2 separate regions of the Homo sapiens genome follow, and region 1 is linked to region 2. A link is a loop called in an ENCODE intact Hi-C map of the cell type or tissue named here. Cell type or tissue: gastrocnemius medialis. All regions are shown on one strand.

Region 1 (8,000 bases), 180 kb after region 2:
TTGAGCCCAGGAGGTTGAGGCTGCAGTGAGCCATGTTTGTACCACTGCACTCCAGCTTGGGCTACAGAGCAAGACTCTATCTCAATTTCAAAAAGAAAGAAAGAAAATCACATTCATTACCAGAAGGGACCTCAGAAATCACGTAGTTCAACCACCTCCTTTTCCAGATGTAGAAACCATGCACTTTCCTCTAAGTGGCCAGCCTAGCTTGGCATGTTAACTCTGGTACCTAGTGTCAGAAAAGGAACTCAGATGCACATGCCTTTGCTTACCAGTGCAGGGCTCATGTCACCCTGCCAACCTTTTGGCTCTCAGGTGAGAGTTCCTATGCAACCAGAGTTTAACGCTCCACCCTCCCCACTTCCCTACATGTACAGCAGACATGGCGTTACCTGGCTCTTGAGAAGTGGGGAAAGGAAAGGATGGCAAGGAAGGGAAAGAGCTTGCACAGAGCTTGTTAGGGCTGAGCACCTGAGGCAGCCAGCACACAGGTGACTCTTGTGCTTGCCATATTCTACTGACCAAACCCTCCAGGCAGAGCTCACTTCACAAGCTCAGAATCATTAGGACAACTGGTGTAGTCTGAAATCTCCTCAGGAGACATGAGAAAGAGAGGGCTGGCAGATTCACTCGTTTCTGTGAACCTTTCTCCTCTTTATCCCCCTTGATGTTTTCCTACCACCCGGCCCTGTTGTGAGGTAACACTGTCCTCAGGAGAAAGCTGAAAAATGCATTGCCGAGCTAGCGCCGAGAGGGTCCTCTCTGGGGGAAGTGCTTGCCTCAGAGCCACACTGACCGGAATGTGGGAACCATCAGAGAGTGGAAAGGCAGGGAAGAGATGAGAGTTCAGGAATGCAGCCAGGGTGAAATCATTGTAAATGGTTTTGATTAAAGGATCATGTTTCATAAACATTTGTCAAAATGAATCACTTTGTTTTAATGGGCCCTCGAACTTGCAGTAATCAAAACCACTGCCATGAAGTAGTAATACACCAGGTGGGAACCTGCCATCTGCTTTCCCAATTATGTTTCACAAGCATCCTACAAGGCAGGAATCATCCCCATTTTACAGCTGAAATAAAGAGTAGCATAAAACTTACCTGAAGTTATTCGGTAAATGGCGGAGAAGAGATTCAATTTCAACAATCCTTACCAAATTGTCCTTTTTGAAAACCACCCTTTCATTTTGCCACTTCATTTATCCAGGGGAGTTAAGGAATAAGGTGCCATTTTTCAAGATACAAAAACTTACTTCTCTAAGCTCCCCAAATTATTTTAACTACAGTATTTCAGACCACAAACCTAAATGTAAACAGACTTCTCTTTTGGAATGAGGCACGCAGATAATTTAGCAGTTTTCTCTGGTGAATCTGGGTCACCACTGCAATCTCTGCAGGGTGGCAACAGCGATACCCTCAGGGGTGACTGGACTTGAGACATGTCAGCCCACTTGAGCAGCCTCTTTCAGGTCCCCACAGTAGGTCCTGCAGTGGATCACCTGTCAACAAGCAAGAACCTATCCTGGAAAAGCTTACCAGCTCTTTTCTGTTCTTGTAAGCTGGGAACTACATAAACAAGTTTCTTAAAACTCAATGTAAAGGTTGAATCATGCTATTTTAATACAATTAGTATCTATTGTGGCTGCTATAGTCTTCTACCTACTATTCTTTTGACTAGCTTGAAGAGTGATGAAATGGTCAGCAAAGTCAACCTGATATTACAGCTATTATCACAATGGTAGGTGCACATATCCCCCCACTCTGTGCCTCAGTTTCCTCAGAGGTGAAGGACAGACTAAGAGTCCCATTGACAGAATGTTTGCCTTTCTAGAACAAATCACTTGAGGAGATCCCTAAGAACTCCTAGAACTGTTCTTCATAGCTGTACCCCATCAGTAGCACCTGACATCCTCATGGTCCTCCCTGGATTCCTATATCTCTGTGTGTGCCCTCATTTGGTATATAATCATACTTAATTTTTTTTTAATAAAGACAGGGTCTCGCCATGTTGCCCAGGCTGGCCTTAAACTCCTGGACTCAAGCAATCCGCCTGCCTCAGCCTCCCAAAGTGCTGAGATTACAGGCATGAGCCACCGTGCCCAGCTGTACACTTTATATTTTGAAATTTTCACCAACATATTGACATATCCCCAGCCTAGAAGCCTCAGAGCAGAAAGCGCCACTTTTGCACCCACTGCTATACCTAGCACAACTTCTGACTTATTGCCAATGCTCAACAAATGGCAAATTCTTCCTTCTGGTACCACTGCACTCTCTTTTGAAACTGTGCTCTCTAGACCACTTCCAGTAGGACTTAGATCTCGCTCGCATCAGTGAGGGGGAAAAAAAAATCCCAGATAAAACAGAATTCCCCAATAATTTTGTACTACTCCCTTTAAGAAAAAAATCCCTTTGTCCTAACGAACCAAAGAATATCTCCTGCTTTGTGGTAAAGGATCACCCCTCAGCAAAAATGGAAAAGAAAATACCTCAGCAATCTTACAGCCAAGAACTGGCACAACTTCAGAGCCACATCTGCCACCAGAAAGCAGCTTCCGGTCCATGTGACCGAGGCCCCCCATAAAGTCACATGATTCTTCTAAGTAACTTGAAAAATTCTTCAGAAGCTATTCAAACCATATAACGGTAGGACAGAAGTCCCGCCCTGGCCCCATCACAAGCTTCTGTGCAAACAGGCTAACCAACCCCAAAGAGTGGACACCCAGGTAGTTTCAAAAGCATCCTGTAGGCTGGGCACAGTGGCTCACACCTATAATCTCACAGTTTAGGAGGCCGAGATGGGAGAATCACTTGAGTCCAGGAGTTCAAGGCCAGCCTGGGCAACAGACAGACCTCATCTCTACTAAAAATTAAAAATAAAAACTTAGCGGGGCATGATGGCACGTGTCTGTGGTCTCAGCTACTAGGGAGGCTGAGGCAGGAGGATCACTTGAGCCCAGGAGGTCAAGGCTGTCATCAGCTGTGATTGTACCACTGCACTCTAGTCTGGGCACAAAGCGAGACCCTGTCTCAAAAAAAAAAAAAAAAAAAAAAAAAAAGATACTGTAACAAGATCTCATTATGGGCAAGAACTCCCAGGATTTTGAGGTGTCTGACGTATCGGGTATTCTATCTTTATGAAGGATAAGTTTAGATTCAGGCAAAAAGCGCCAGGCAGAGGGGCAATTCTTCTCCTGAACTTTTACTCACTAGCCTCCCGTGGCCATTTAGCTATTTTAAATTGGCAGGGTTTGGTCTATACTATCAATTTTGACTGATAAACGCTGGTGCTGCTGAAGAAGAAAACTGCCTCTAGAGAAGACATGACCCCCAGAGATCACAGCAGGCTGCTGCCACCTTGTGGTAGTTTGCTGCAAATGCGGGAGCAGCAAACCCTGCACGATTGCTCTCAAGGAAAACAATTCAATGTTATGTATAAAAAACACACTATGACTATTAAGACCATGTGTACGAAATGGCTAAGTTTATTCAACATCTCGGATATTCATCTGGATATTGGGTTTGTTTTGTGATACAATACATATTCACCTTAACTGGTGCTACTGCAAAGAAAGCTTTCTTGACCTGCATGACGTGCCTCAGAGCTTCTCTCCACCAATTGGAACCACCCAAAGCCTAGTCTAGACCAAAGTGCTCTGGAGAAAAAAAACAAAACAAAAAAACAGCAAACAGAAAACAGTTGTGCCCCCAAAAGTACTCAGAAGTCATATGTTATTTACAATTGGGTTTGTGTGGGATGGGAAGTAGGGCGGATGAGCCAGTGCTTTTGCAATGAAGATGCAATAGTCATTGTCCTCTCCCACTGTCTCCTCTTTCCTCACCCCATGGCAGCTTTCATGACCCATTCCCAAAGGGTCCACCGAGTCCTGAACTCAGCTTCATCACCAACATTCCTCGCCTTCAGTTGAATTCAACACTGTTAAGGGAGTAGAGGCAAAGACTTGGGTCAGGGAGAGGGTGGGAAACACAGAACAAACTCTCTCGGCACAACCCAAGTTCAGAGACGAGGCCTCCTCAGATGAGGAAGATGATGCCCTCAGACACCATGACCTGATTGTCATCCTGCATCTTGCTCAGAGCAGCCTGGATCTCAACTGAAGAGAAGGGCTCTTCGCTGTCCCGGTTGATGGATTCTGTGAGGCGATTCATGCCGATTGACTGCGCATGAGCTTCCCGGAACACATCCAAGAGGGCCACCTTGAATGCCTTCAACCTGCCCCAGACAGAAGAAAGGGGGAAGAGGAGTAAACAAACCCAAATGCTCTCAGGAAACAGCTATACTAGGAAAATCCATAGTATTAATACAGTAGAGGCGTCCCCTCAATATTCTTTCTCACACACACATCTGCCTCTGATGGCAGTGCTACCCTTGAGGAGCCCCCTTTAAAGCTAAACTATTGTACTAGCGTGTGGGAAATTGGCATTCCCATTCACTGTAAAATAGTAACCCGGTCAGCGTCAATGCGGGACAATTTAACAGCACTTACTAAACCCTTAAAAGCGTATATCCTTTGGCCCAGGGAGCCCATTTCTAGGAACTCACCTTATAGCTATACTTGCATGAGTGCACACTGATAAATTTAATACTGTTTTACTGTAAACAGGGAACAACCCAAATGTCTATCATCAGAGAATTTCATTAAATTTTTACCCATCCATACCATGGAAACCCTGCAGTCATTAAAAAGAATGAGATCAAACAAGCACAGTGGCTTATGCCTGTAATCCCAGCCTTTTGGGAGGCTCAGGTAGAAGGACTGCTTGAGGCCAGGAGTCCAAGACCAGCCTGGGCAACATGGTGAGATCCCGTCTCTACAAAAAGTAAAAAATAAACACTGTAAAAAAGTAAAAAATAAACACTGCACTCCGGTCTCAAAAAAAAAAGTGAGATCTATACGAGCTGATTCAAGCATTTTAAGATACAGTTGATGGTTGTCCTTGAGGGATAGAGTTACAATTGATTTTAATTTTTTTTCTAAATACTTTTCAATGTGTTTCAAATTTTTTTCAGTAAATACACTGTATTATGTGTTTAAAGTATAAAAAGAAAAAACGTAAAACTTGGCTATGGAGTTTCTTGGTGTCCAGTAAACAAAATTCATAGATAAAAATGTTTCCTAAAACCCTGGTGGTAAAAATTCTTCATTTCAAAAACAAATGGCCAAAATGTATCTATCCCACCAAGAAGAATCTGAGGTTACAGTAAGACATTAAGTTTTATCCTTATTGTAAAACTCTTCTCTCTCAGAAAGAGAGAATTATTAATTTAAACAACTGAAGATTCTGGGTAAAGGACATCCAGAAGTTCTTCATGCTTTTCTCATAACTTTTCAGTAAGTTTGAAATTAAATGAGAATATAAAATGTTAAAAGCTGCAGGCCTCTAGTTTTGAGTTCTATTGATGACCAGCAGTTTGTTTCCCACCCTCTCCAAGGGAACAAAGTCCCTTCCTCAGCGATACACAGAATTCTTGAAGGGGCAGGAGCAACATCCGTACTCACCTGGATTCACTCAACTCCACTTTCTGGGATTCCTTGGTCTCCTGTGAGTCTGCCGTCTTTGGAGTGTGTACTTCAGAGGGTTGATGGTTGTAGAGATGGGGAAGATAAGCAAGGTGAAGCCATTTCCACAAACACTAGAGAAATCATCTCCACTCCCAATCTCTCACTCAGCCTGCTGAACACTCCTATTTCCTAGGGTTCTTATGGGGCCAGGCAGAACAATTAGGATATAGGGAAATCTTCATTGGATGATGAAGGAATTTAGTCAGGCAGGAGACCCTCAATGTATATATTATCTGAAATGCTTATACCAGGTGAAACAGCACAGCACAGTTCATCAAGGAGGTGTATATAATATAGCAAAGCTTTTTCCAAAGTTTCCCCTGAAGCTCTCTTGGGACAAACCTCTTGGACATAGGCCCCAAGCAGGGAGCCAAACAAACAGGAGTCCACAAGAAAATAAAGTGCACAGAGCAACTGGAAAAGTCCAAGAGTCACAGGAACAACCTCTTTCATCAGTAAGTGGGCTCACTCACCTTGAGGCATTTCCTCCTCTGTGTCACTGAAGTCATAGGGGTCGTATGAATCCCCATCTTTGGCATCTGGCTGGCGAGTCTTCCTTCTAAAATACCCACAGCAGTTAAGAGAGAGAAAGAGTTTGGAGACAGAAAGGCAAGGAAGCCCCATCACGTGCCTCTAACTACGGAGAAAAGGAAACAGAACCACTAAGTCAAAGTGAAGCACTAGGCTTAGGCCTTTGCAAACTGCTGCTTGTTCCAAACGAGACCAAGTCCCCAGACTAGAACACAAACAGGCGCTGCTTCCCAACGCTCTTTTCCACATCACTCACCCTTATAAATTCAACTATAAGCATGAAGGTTTTTCCCTTAGAATTTTGAAGTATATATTCAAAACCCTCAGTGGTTGGGTTGCTGTTCCTACTATTTAGCATTTCTTCAGTAGAGGGGTCAAAAGCACACAAGAAGGACTCGCTCTCCTTCTCTTTTACCCAGGGTATCTTCTTTTTTTTTTTTTTTTGAGACGGACGGAGTCTCACTCTGTCACCCAGGCTGGAGTGCAGTGGTGTGATCTCCACTCACTGCAAGCTCTGCCTCCTGGGTTCACGCCATTCTCCTGCCTCAGCCTCCCAAGTAGCTGGGACTACAGGTGCCTGCCACCACGCCAGCCTAATTTTTTGTATTTTTAGTAGAGACAGGGTTTCACTGTTAGCCAGGATGGTCTTGATCTCCTGACCTCGTGATCCGCCTGCCTCGGCCTCCCAAAGTGCTGGGATTACAGGCGTGAGCCACCGCGCCCAGCCTACCCAGGTTATCTTCATCCTCAAACCCCGCAGGTCTAGGAACACTCTCCATGAACAACCTGACATCAATAAGCAGCGCTGGTTCCACCTTCTACCCTCTACTTCTCTCCCCAGTCCCACTGGAACTTACTACTTTTTTTTTTTTTTTTTGAGATGGGATCTCTCTCTGTCGCCCAGGCTGGAGTGCAGTGGCACGATCCTGGTTCACTGCAACCTCTGCCTCCCAGGCTCAAGCAATCCTCCGACCCCAGCCTACCGAGCAGCTGGGACCACAAGTGTCCGCCACCACGCCCAGCTAATTTTTCTATTTTTTGTAGAGACAGTTTTGCCATATTTCCCAGGCTGGTCTCAAACTCCTGGACTCAAGTGACCCACCCGCCTCGGCCTCCCAAATTGCTAAGATTACAGGCGTGCACCCCCAACTTCTTGGCCACTAACTTTTTAATCTCATTTGCTTGCCCCACCTTACCTCTTCCTCTTCTGCTCCTGGTCCTCTTGGCTTTTCTCCTCTTCATCTTCTGTCTCTGATTCATCCTCACTTCGCTTCTTACGTTTCTTCTCCTTCTCCAGAACCTAAGACCAAGGCAAGTGTGGCTGGGCTAGAGGGGTCACTGATGCAGGGGAACTGCATCAAGAACTCCCAGTCCCTTCTGCATCATAAGCAGGAAAGACTTCCATGTTTCCAATGGTTTACCTAGCTCCTCTTGTCCCTAAGTCCCAGGACCAGGGGCAGAAGTAGAGACTGCTACCCATCTTTTCAAAATGCTGGGAAGTATGTTAAATGCTGTTTATATAGTAGGTACTCAATAAATGTTTACTGAATAAAGAAACAAATGTCTAGCCCATAATGGTTAAGTGAAAACAATCCATTTCCTTATAAATCAGGTGTCTAATTGAAATCCAAGACAACCCTTAACCTAGCAAAAAGCGAGGAAGAGTTTATCAGACTCACAACTCAACCCTTAACCTAGCAAAAAGCGAGGAAGAGTTTATCAGACTTACAACTCAACCCTTAACCTAGCAAAAAGTGAGGACGAGTTTATCAGACTCACAACTCAACCCTTAACCTAGCAAAAAGCAAGGAAGAGTTTATTAGACTCACAACTCAACCCCAAAAGGCTAACATTCACCAGACTGGGGTGGGAGTGGGCAACTAGG
Region 2 (8,000 bases):
TGGGAAACACATCATCAGAAGCCCCATTTTAAGGAAAATTTTGACAAATTCTTCTTATCTTAGACATTCAAAAACCCTGCACTCATCAGGACAATTCTGAATTTCTACTTCCTTTGGAAAGAGCCTCAAGGACATATTTGGGTCCTAATCAAACCCATACTGTCTCTCTCTGCTCTCTTTCCCACTCTTTAATCAGGTGGCCATATTTCCCTGTAAAGATCATCAATCATTTCCAGTCCTGGAGAGAAAAAAGGACTTCCATTAGGTTGGTGCAAAAGCAATTGCTGTTTTGCATTCCTTTTAATGGCAAAACCGCGATTACTTTTGCACCAACCTAATAGAAGCTGTTCCTATTTCAATTCTCCTGCTCAATATACTGCTTAATATACTAGTTTTCCCTCATGATCAGAATGACTTCCCAAATGAATACAAAATTATCTAGATTCTTGCCTTGCCTGCTTAGAGAGGGGGTGAAGCATGGATCATTGCTGGAATTTCCTTTTGTTTAAAAAAAAAAAAGGCAGTATAGAATTTATATACTAGGCTAGATTGGATTCTCCTGTATAGATCACCAGCTAAGCATGGGCCTTAATCTATCCCTCCATCTTTGAAGATGTTCCTGGACAAGTCTTGATGAAGGAAAGGCCAAGTTAAGGAAGCCAGCAAAAATCATGCAGCTGCTCAGTGAGGTAATAAACAAGGAAAGTGTTACCGACAGAATTATTTATAGTTTCTTTAGAAGAAACTGTGTCTAGCCCAGGACTTCCCTGTACAGTTATTCTCATGATGCACTTCACATCTGAAGGTGGTGGGGAACCACGTCACATTAGCACAACCATTTATGGCAGCCCCAGCCAGACTAGACCATCTTCCAAAGATGATTAGATACTTCTATCTAAAGAAGCCCCAAAACAAAGGCCATAAAAAGATACAGAGGATAACCAAATTCGCAGAGAAAATTGAACAGATGATTTGAGATAATACAAGCAATCTAATGATTATGACAAGTTAATCTCTTTGGGAAAGTCCGACAGCAAAATCTAAAAAGAATTACATCACATAGCCCAAAAGGAATTATAAAAGAAAGGTTATAAGTTATTATTAAAAGCTCTGCACTACAACAATAATCTTCACTGACCATTAAAAATTGAAGTATATAGTCATAACATTTCAGTATATAACCTCAGCTGTTAAACAGAAAATAAAAACAATTATTCAACATATAATTTAAACCCAAAAGCAAATACCTTAACACCTGCTCTGAAAACAGTATTTTTAACTCAATTTTTTGATTGGCAAGTTAAAAATGCATATATTTATGGTATACAACCAAAATATTACTTTAAGTTTCAATAATAGTTCTCAAGGTAACCTATTGTGTTCTTACCTATAATTCCTTCAAAACACATTCTACTGACCTGCCAAAAGTAGTACTTCAATACTCATCAGAGAGATCAGCCAGGCAGTCATTCTGTCCACTTAAATCAATACTCTTAAGATTGCTCAGACATTAAAAGCATTTTCAGTTTTGATTGGAGCAGCATAGCTTTTGTGCTTTATAAAAACAAAAAAAGCAAAAAAAAATTATCATTTTGTTTACATACGATTATTTTGCTGTTCTGAAACCTGGGAAATTAAGGAGATGAGATAAACATGGCCTTAGTGTCTTCAAATGGAGCCACCATTTTTCCAAGCTCAGGAGAAAAGGATCATCTGAGAACCTTGCATAAAATCATCCCCACTCTGCCCTCCTTGTCCCACCAACTTATTTTAAGCTGGATAAATAATAACCTCTTTCATTAACTCATTATTGAACAGAAGCTGAGTTTTAAAAAGAATTCTAGAAATTAAAATTCTAGTTCGTGATAGGGTGAAGTCTGTTTTGCTTTGCCCTGTGCTGGCGTCCAGCTTTCCCTCGTGCTGCTCTCCAGTTTGAACCCTACACTGCAGCCACACGCCGTTCTCACCGTCACTCAGACAAGCCTTCCACACATCAGCCTCTGCCTTGGCCCCTGCTGGTCCCTTCCTGGATGCCCTCAACTCTCTCCGTGGCCTCAGGAGATCCTGGCGCACCTTCGTGGTGCTGCTCAGGAGCCCCTCCTCAGCTGATTCTTTCCTCCGCCATTCCAGTGCTCACCACCTTCCCCCTGAACCTCTAACTTCCGTGCTGTAGAGCCTAGACCAGATAATGTGGCACACATAGGCCTCTTCTTCCAGACGGCACGTTCCTTGAAGAGACCCAGGAACCAGTCTTCTATTTCCACAGCCTTCCTAGTGTGAAAGTGTGAAGGTCCCACACAGCGCTCAGTACATTGGAGTGGATGAAGACATATTTGAATACCCTAAATCTGGGTTTACCTAATCTGAGATGAACAGCTTTCACTCTCATGCCTGCTCTAAGGAAAGTGCTGAGCTGCTCTCCAGCACCTCATGGCAGAGGGCATCGACAAAATCCTCTTAAAAATAGTGCCTCTGAAATTTTCTGAAAGTTTGAAAATTACAGAATTAAACACCCACATGTACTACTAAATACACGTTTAATATATATTTAATTATGTTTATGTTTATTACATATAAATATATAAATATATTTAATATATATATACATACCTACATACACACACACACATACACACACACAAAGTGTGTGTGTATGTGTGTGTGTGTGGCAGGGTCTCATTCTGTCATTTGGGCTGGAGTGCAGTGGCATGATGTCAGTTCACTGCAACCTCCATCTCCCAGGTTCAAGTGATTCTTATGCCTCAGCCTCCTGAGTAGCTGGGATTACAGGTGTGCGCCACCACACCCGGCTAATTTTTGAATTTTTTGTAGAGACAGGTTTTCACCATGATAGCCAGACTGGTCTTGAACTCCTGGCCTCAAGTGATCTCCCTGCCTCAGCCTCCCAAAGTGCTGGGATTACAGGCATGAACCACCACACCTGGCCATTTAATTTATATTTTTAAGAAAACACTGAGATTAGCAGAAGTAGTTACATCATTTCTGAAAATATAAAAGCTACAATATACTCCCCCCCTCAAAAAAAAAATCTGCAAAAACTTTGCAATAAACTCACCTTACGGGCATGTTCTGATTGAGACAGCTGGAAATCTATAATCATTTCTATTTAATTCAACACTGCAAACATTTATTGTATGCCCACTACGTGCTAAGCACTATACTAAAAGTTGGGAAAACAAACAATCTATGTACCTGCCCCCGAGTCATTACCAGATAGGGTAAGTGTGGAGGCTACTTGGATTTAAGAAAGGAATTCTAGTATTTTCAAGTGGATTCAGCAAGTGTTCCTTTTCGTTGCAAAATTCCCAAACTTTTACGTCTATTTGAAATAGAATTCAACTTATAAATATACAACTTTCAGAATACATCTACCACATAGGGAAAAGTACCCAAGCGTATTTGCTGCTTAGTCCAAAAGCATGAGATCTGACTTGCTTGTTACACAGACAAAATATACTCAGCACAGGAGAGTCTATTTTCAATCTGGCTACGTGATTTTAACATTTCTTCTTAATGCCTACTCCCAAGCTCAGAACAATAGAAATAAACATTCGCACACTGGTTTTCTTAAAACCCTACATTTGGAACTGCATCTTTTTCATGTCAATTATAAATGTAATTTTTTATTAGTCTATCCACTAATTCTTCCTAAAAATAAACTCAGACTCTCTTTATTTCTCATAACTAAAATTTTTCAACCACAGAGGAGAGCTGTGTGCATTTATTTAGTCATGTTTTTGTTCTCCTCTCTCTCTCTCCTCTCTCTGCTCTCACTCCCTCTTCCCTTCTTCCTCCCTTCCCTCTCAGCTTCTCCTTTGGGACATCGAGGGACAAAGTTGCAAGGCACTACTATAGATCTCCCATTTCTTCCTTTTGTTCACCAGAACGTTAACAAGAGATACAACACCTAGAAAACAGAGAGCAGAGACTTTTCTGGATCAAACAGTACCTTTTTTTTCTGTTTCTGTCTCCTTGTGACTCAAGGGAGAAATGATCCTTTCTTTCTAAGTGATCTTATTTCTCTCTGTCAAGAATCCGTGGACATGTTATCTGGTTAGAGCTCAGCCTGCAGCCACCACGCAGGTAACTCACTCACGTTAGACTATAACTCACCTAACTCGTTTGTGTCCCAGCCAAATGTGTACCAGAGTAAAAGTTCAGACCTGACCATGGGTAAGTTTAATGATTAACATAAGCCACTCAGGCTTTTTCCTCAGGGCTTGTTAGTAATGACCAAAGGAAAAGTGTCTTACATTTTTCTCCACTTACTGCATGTGCCCCAGATAAGAATTTTAAGTAAAAGTCCACCCAGTGAGACAAACAGGCATTCAACATTGAAAGAATTTGCCAGCAAATCAGCGATTGAACAGAGGGCTCAAGAGAAAGGACCACTAGAGGGCAGATCCCCATTCATGAACAGTCTCTCACTCTTCATCCCGAAGAGTGACTCGTAAATACCAGGTTATGGGCTGTTATTCATATACCCACTGTAGGGGTATGGGTCTAAAGAAGTACAGAAGGGAAGTAACTTGGTCCAAGTCTTGCTGAGAAAGGGTTGATTGATTCTCTTCATTTTTCTACTCCTCATCCTCCCTCTTGACCTTGCTTTTTTAACCAAGAGGAGGTCCTTGACTTGTACTCATCACCCTCCAGTCGTACCCAGACCATGGGCCTCAGTCATCGGTTGAACTGGTGGGCCTAGGAAGGTCAACAACACCTTCTTACTTGGTCCATGTCTGACTTCTCTGTTCCTGTCCCACTGCCCATTCTGATTCACATCCCCCAATTCCTGATCATGTTTGTCTACGTCTGGCGATACCTGACCAGAAGACGTCCTTATCTTCTATCCTCTCCCTTTCCTTTGAGGGAGAAGTCATTTTGGTAAAATTTGATAGCCCTGAGTCTCCACCTTCAAGGACCAGCAGTAGACCTGGAGAAGCATCTCCAGCAAAACCAGATTAAAGCCATGGAAATACGACCACAACTCTGATGACAGTAGTAAAACTATCCTCTAGAAAGTGTGGAAGTTTACATCAACTCTGCTGTATATCACAGTTTGGCAACCCGTGACAAGCTGAAAAATTTTTGTAGCCCTGAAGCTAGTGGTGTAGAGAGAGGGTGCTTGGCCAGATTGGGGCAGGTAGGGGGTCAGTCACCCCACCACCCTGCCTGCCTGCTGAACCTCTCTCAGTTTCCACTCTGGATCTCTTCCATGCAGGTCAACAAGCATCATTTGAACCACATTTGTGTGCCTGGCATGTGGGTAATGGGAAGGAGGGGGAAGACTAGTTTGGGGGTAAAGGAGATTTCAACATTATTAGTAACTTTTATTTTTATAAAAATGATATGAATCACTTAGATAATTCAAAGTTATATTTTTAAAGAGTATGACACAGTTTCTGCCTTCAAACTGCTTACCATCTGGCAGAGGAGACAGAAATATAATCAGATTATTTTATTATATTGTAGAGTCTCCTGATAAGTTTCCTAAGACTTATGTTTTATTTCTTGTTATTTCAACAAGAGGTTTCCATAAATTAGCCCCACATCTATCCTTGGCTAAAAGGCCTATAATAAATATTTATAAGTATTTTTGGCAGCCTAGCTATCAAGGCCGCATCCTAAAATCACCCCAATTTTCTTATGAGGAGACAGCCACCTCTCTACTATGGACTAAAAGAATCCTAATGACACCCAGGACTTTGGTTTCTGTGCTCTGTGTTATAGGTATTTCGTGGTGGACAATCAAGCTCTATTGTAAAAGAAATAAAGGACAATGAATCATTTCTTGCCTTGAGGCCTAAAAGGAAATGTTGTAGAACTCTAGAGAAAGTGGCTATACCACATGAAGCTTTGGGGAGCCTCCAGTATTCCTGTCATTGGGATATGTCCATGGAATATAAGCCCCTTACACTCCAAAGCCTCTTTCACATAGAAATTCTAAAGCCTTGAGCTCAAGTCTCTGAAAATGCTTCTCAGGAGGCAGGCTGAGCACCATTTCTCTGCTATTCCAAGGAGGGTAGCCATGCCCACCACAGACATTGACAACACTCTACAAGAAGTAATTCCTATGAGTGCTTATAAAATTCTCAGCACAAAAATTGTTACTCAGGCCTATGATGCAAACTCAGGGAGGTCAGGAGAGAGGGTTAATCTCTGACCCCTTTCTCTTGGATTCTAACACTGCTCTGAATTCCTGGAAAACTGTGGGGGCCCATGAGAATGCACCTTGCAGATCTCCAATTACAAGAAGCATAAAAGATCAAGGGCCTAGTTTCTTTGCCATAAAATTCATCACTGCATTTGGACCAAGGCCACGCTTCTACATGCTGCTCCCAGCCAAGGACTGAGTGTGGAAGGATAGTAAGACAGGTCCATCCAGAGGAGACACAGGACTCCTCCAACAGCAACTTTGCCTTAAAGCCTGCCTGATGACCTTGCTGAACCTTCCTAGAGTATGTGGCAACCTAGGATGCTTCCACCCCCTCTCTTTCACTGTGGTCAGACTGGCAGCTTGCCCAGTGTTCTCCAGTTCCAACCCATCTTTTCTCACAGGCACCACCTTAATAAAATCCTTGCACGTTTCATCCTGTTTCAGCATCTGCTTCTCAGAGGACCCAGACTAACACAGGAACCCTGTGGTAGGAGAACACTATTGATAGGCACTTTGGACTTTGCATTAGTGGCCCCAGGAATGGTGTCAATTGTGAAGAGTCTTTAGAAGGGTTCACAGGCTATGGATATTAAACAAAGGAAGCCAGAATAGAAGAGGAAGGACAAAATGAGCATCATCTAAGAAACTCTGAAATTAGCATGCTGGATACCTTTCATTTAACCCTCCAGACCTACTCTCTACCCTTCTCCACCCTGCTGTGTGCCCTTGGAAGGTGACCTGTGTGGGCTGCACCAATGCACTTATTGCCCACAAGTGTTTCACAAATGGAGGCCACAACCAGGAACCCAGAGGAAGGGGCAGAGAGACAAGATGTGATAAGAGTATTTTCCCCCACTTCCATCCCTACTAGATCTCAGCTTCTGACAGAGGGGCCTTTCCATATAGCACCCTCACTCTCATTCTCTCACTCTCTCTGCAGGTTCTAGTGCCCCTCCTCTCTTTATTTCTTCAGGCCTAAGGGTGGTAACAGGTCCTACTGTTCCTAGCTTGCATACACTGCACCATCCCTTCTTGCTCTTCCTGAACCTTGGCCACACCTCTTAGAAATAATTTCTTTATTAATTTTTCAGTCTACACATGCCATCTCTCTAGGTCCTAATGAGACCCTAACTAGAATAGATAAGCTCTAAGAGATAGCTAAGTTCACACATGGGTCAATGTAGAGTTCAAAGCCATCAAAATGTGGGTGCAACTATAAATATGCCCCCATGTGTATGCATAGGCTGATGATGCCAGCCAACACTGAAGTTATACACATCGTTCCCAAACAGGATGGTATGGTTCTTTTTTTTTTTTTTTATACTTTAAGTTTTAGGGTACATGTGCACAATGTGCAGGTTAGTTACATATGTATACATGTGCCATGCTGGTGTGCTGCACCATTAACTCGTCATTTAGCATTAGGTATATCTCCTAATGCTATCCCACCCCCCTTCCCCCACCCCACAACAGGCCCCAGAGTGTGATGTTCCCCTTCCTGTGTCCATGTGTTCTCATTGTTCAATTCCCGCCTATAAGTGAGAACATGCGGTGTTTGGTTTTTTGTCCTTGCGATAGTTTACTGAGAATGATGATTTCCAATCTCATCCATGTCCCTACAAGGGACATGAACTCATCATTTTTTATGGCTGCATAGTATTCCATGGTGTATACGTGCCACATTTTCTTAATCCAGTCTATCATTGTTGGACATTTGGGTTGGTTCCAAGTCTTTGCTATTGTGAATAGTGCTGCAACAAACATACGTGTGCATATGTCTTTATACCAGCATGATTTATAGTCCTTTGGGTATATACCCAGTAAT

The links. Hi-C counts contacts between places; a loop is a spot of excess contacts. Peaks named below come from ENCODE experiments on the same cell type or tissue, not always from the same donor. Only the 100,000 strongest peaks of a DNase experiment are listed, where the experiment ranks them.
Region 1: a loop joins it to region 2, with 6 times the contacts of the local background. A loop is called at or near these places in 11 of 110 quality-filtered maps.

Annotation. Positions count from the first base shown.
Region 1 is chr6:52,260,554-52,268,553 of GRCh38, forward strand. It overlaps MCM3 (minichromosome maintenance complex component 3), which reads right to left. Exons shown (of 17, transcript NM_002388.6): 14 at 7,312-7,415; 15 at 6,058-6,143; 16 at 5,522-5,591; 17 at 3,462-4,233. The coding sequence ends at 4,035. Among named protein-coding and RNA genes, the nearest start is that of IL17F, 20 kb to the left of the region's middle. RefSeq lists a silencer at 3,817-4,236. In gastrocnemius medialis, a CTCF peak has its summit at 3,363 (motif pointing left); a DNase peak (open chromatin) is centred at 3,371.
Region 2 is chr6:52,083,464-52,091,463 of GRCh38, forward strand. PKHD1 (PKHD1 ciliary IPT domain containing fibrocystin/polyductin) reads right to left here and starts at 4,150. Exons shown (of 67, transcript NM_138694.4): 1 at 3,971-4,150; 2 at 1,419-1,554. The coding sequence starts at 1,470. In gastrocnemius medialis, a CTCF peak has its summit at 4,410 (motif pointing right); no DNase peak of the experiment used is centred here.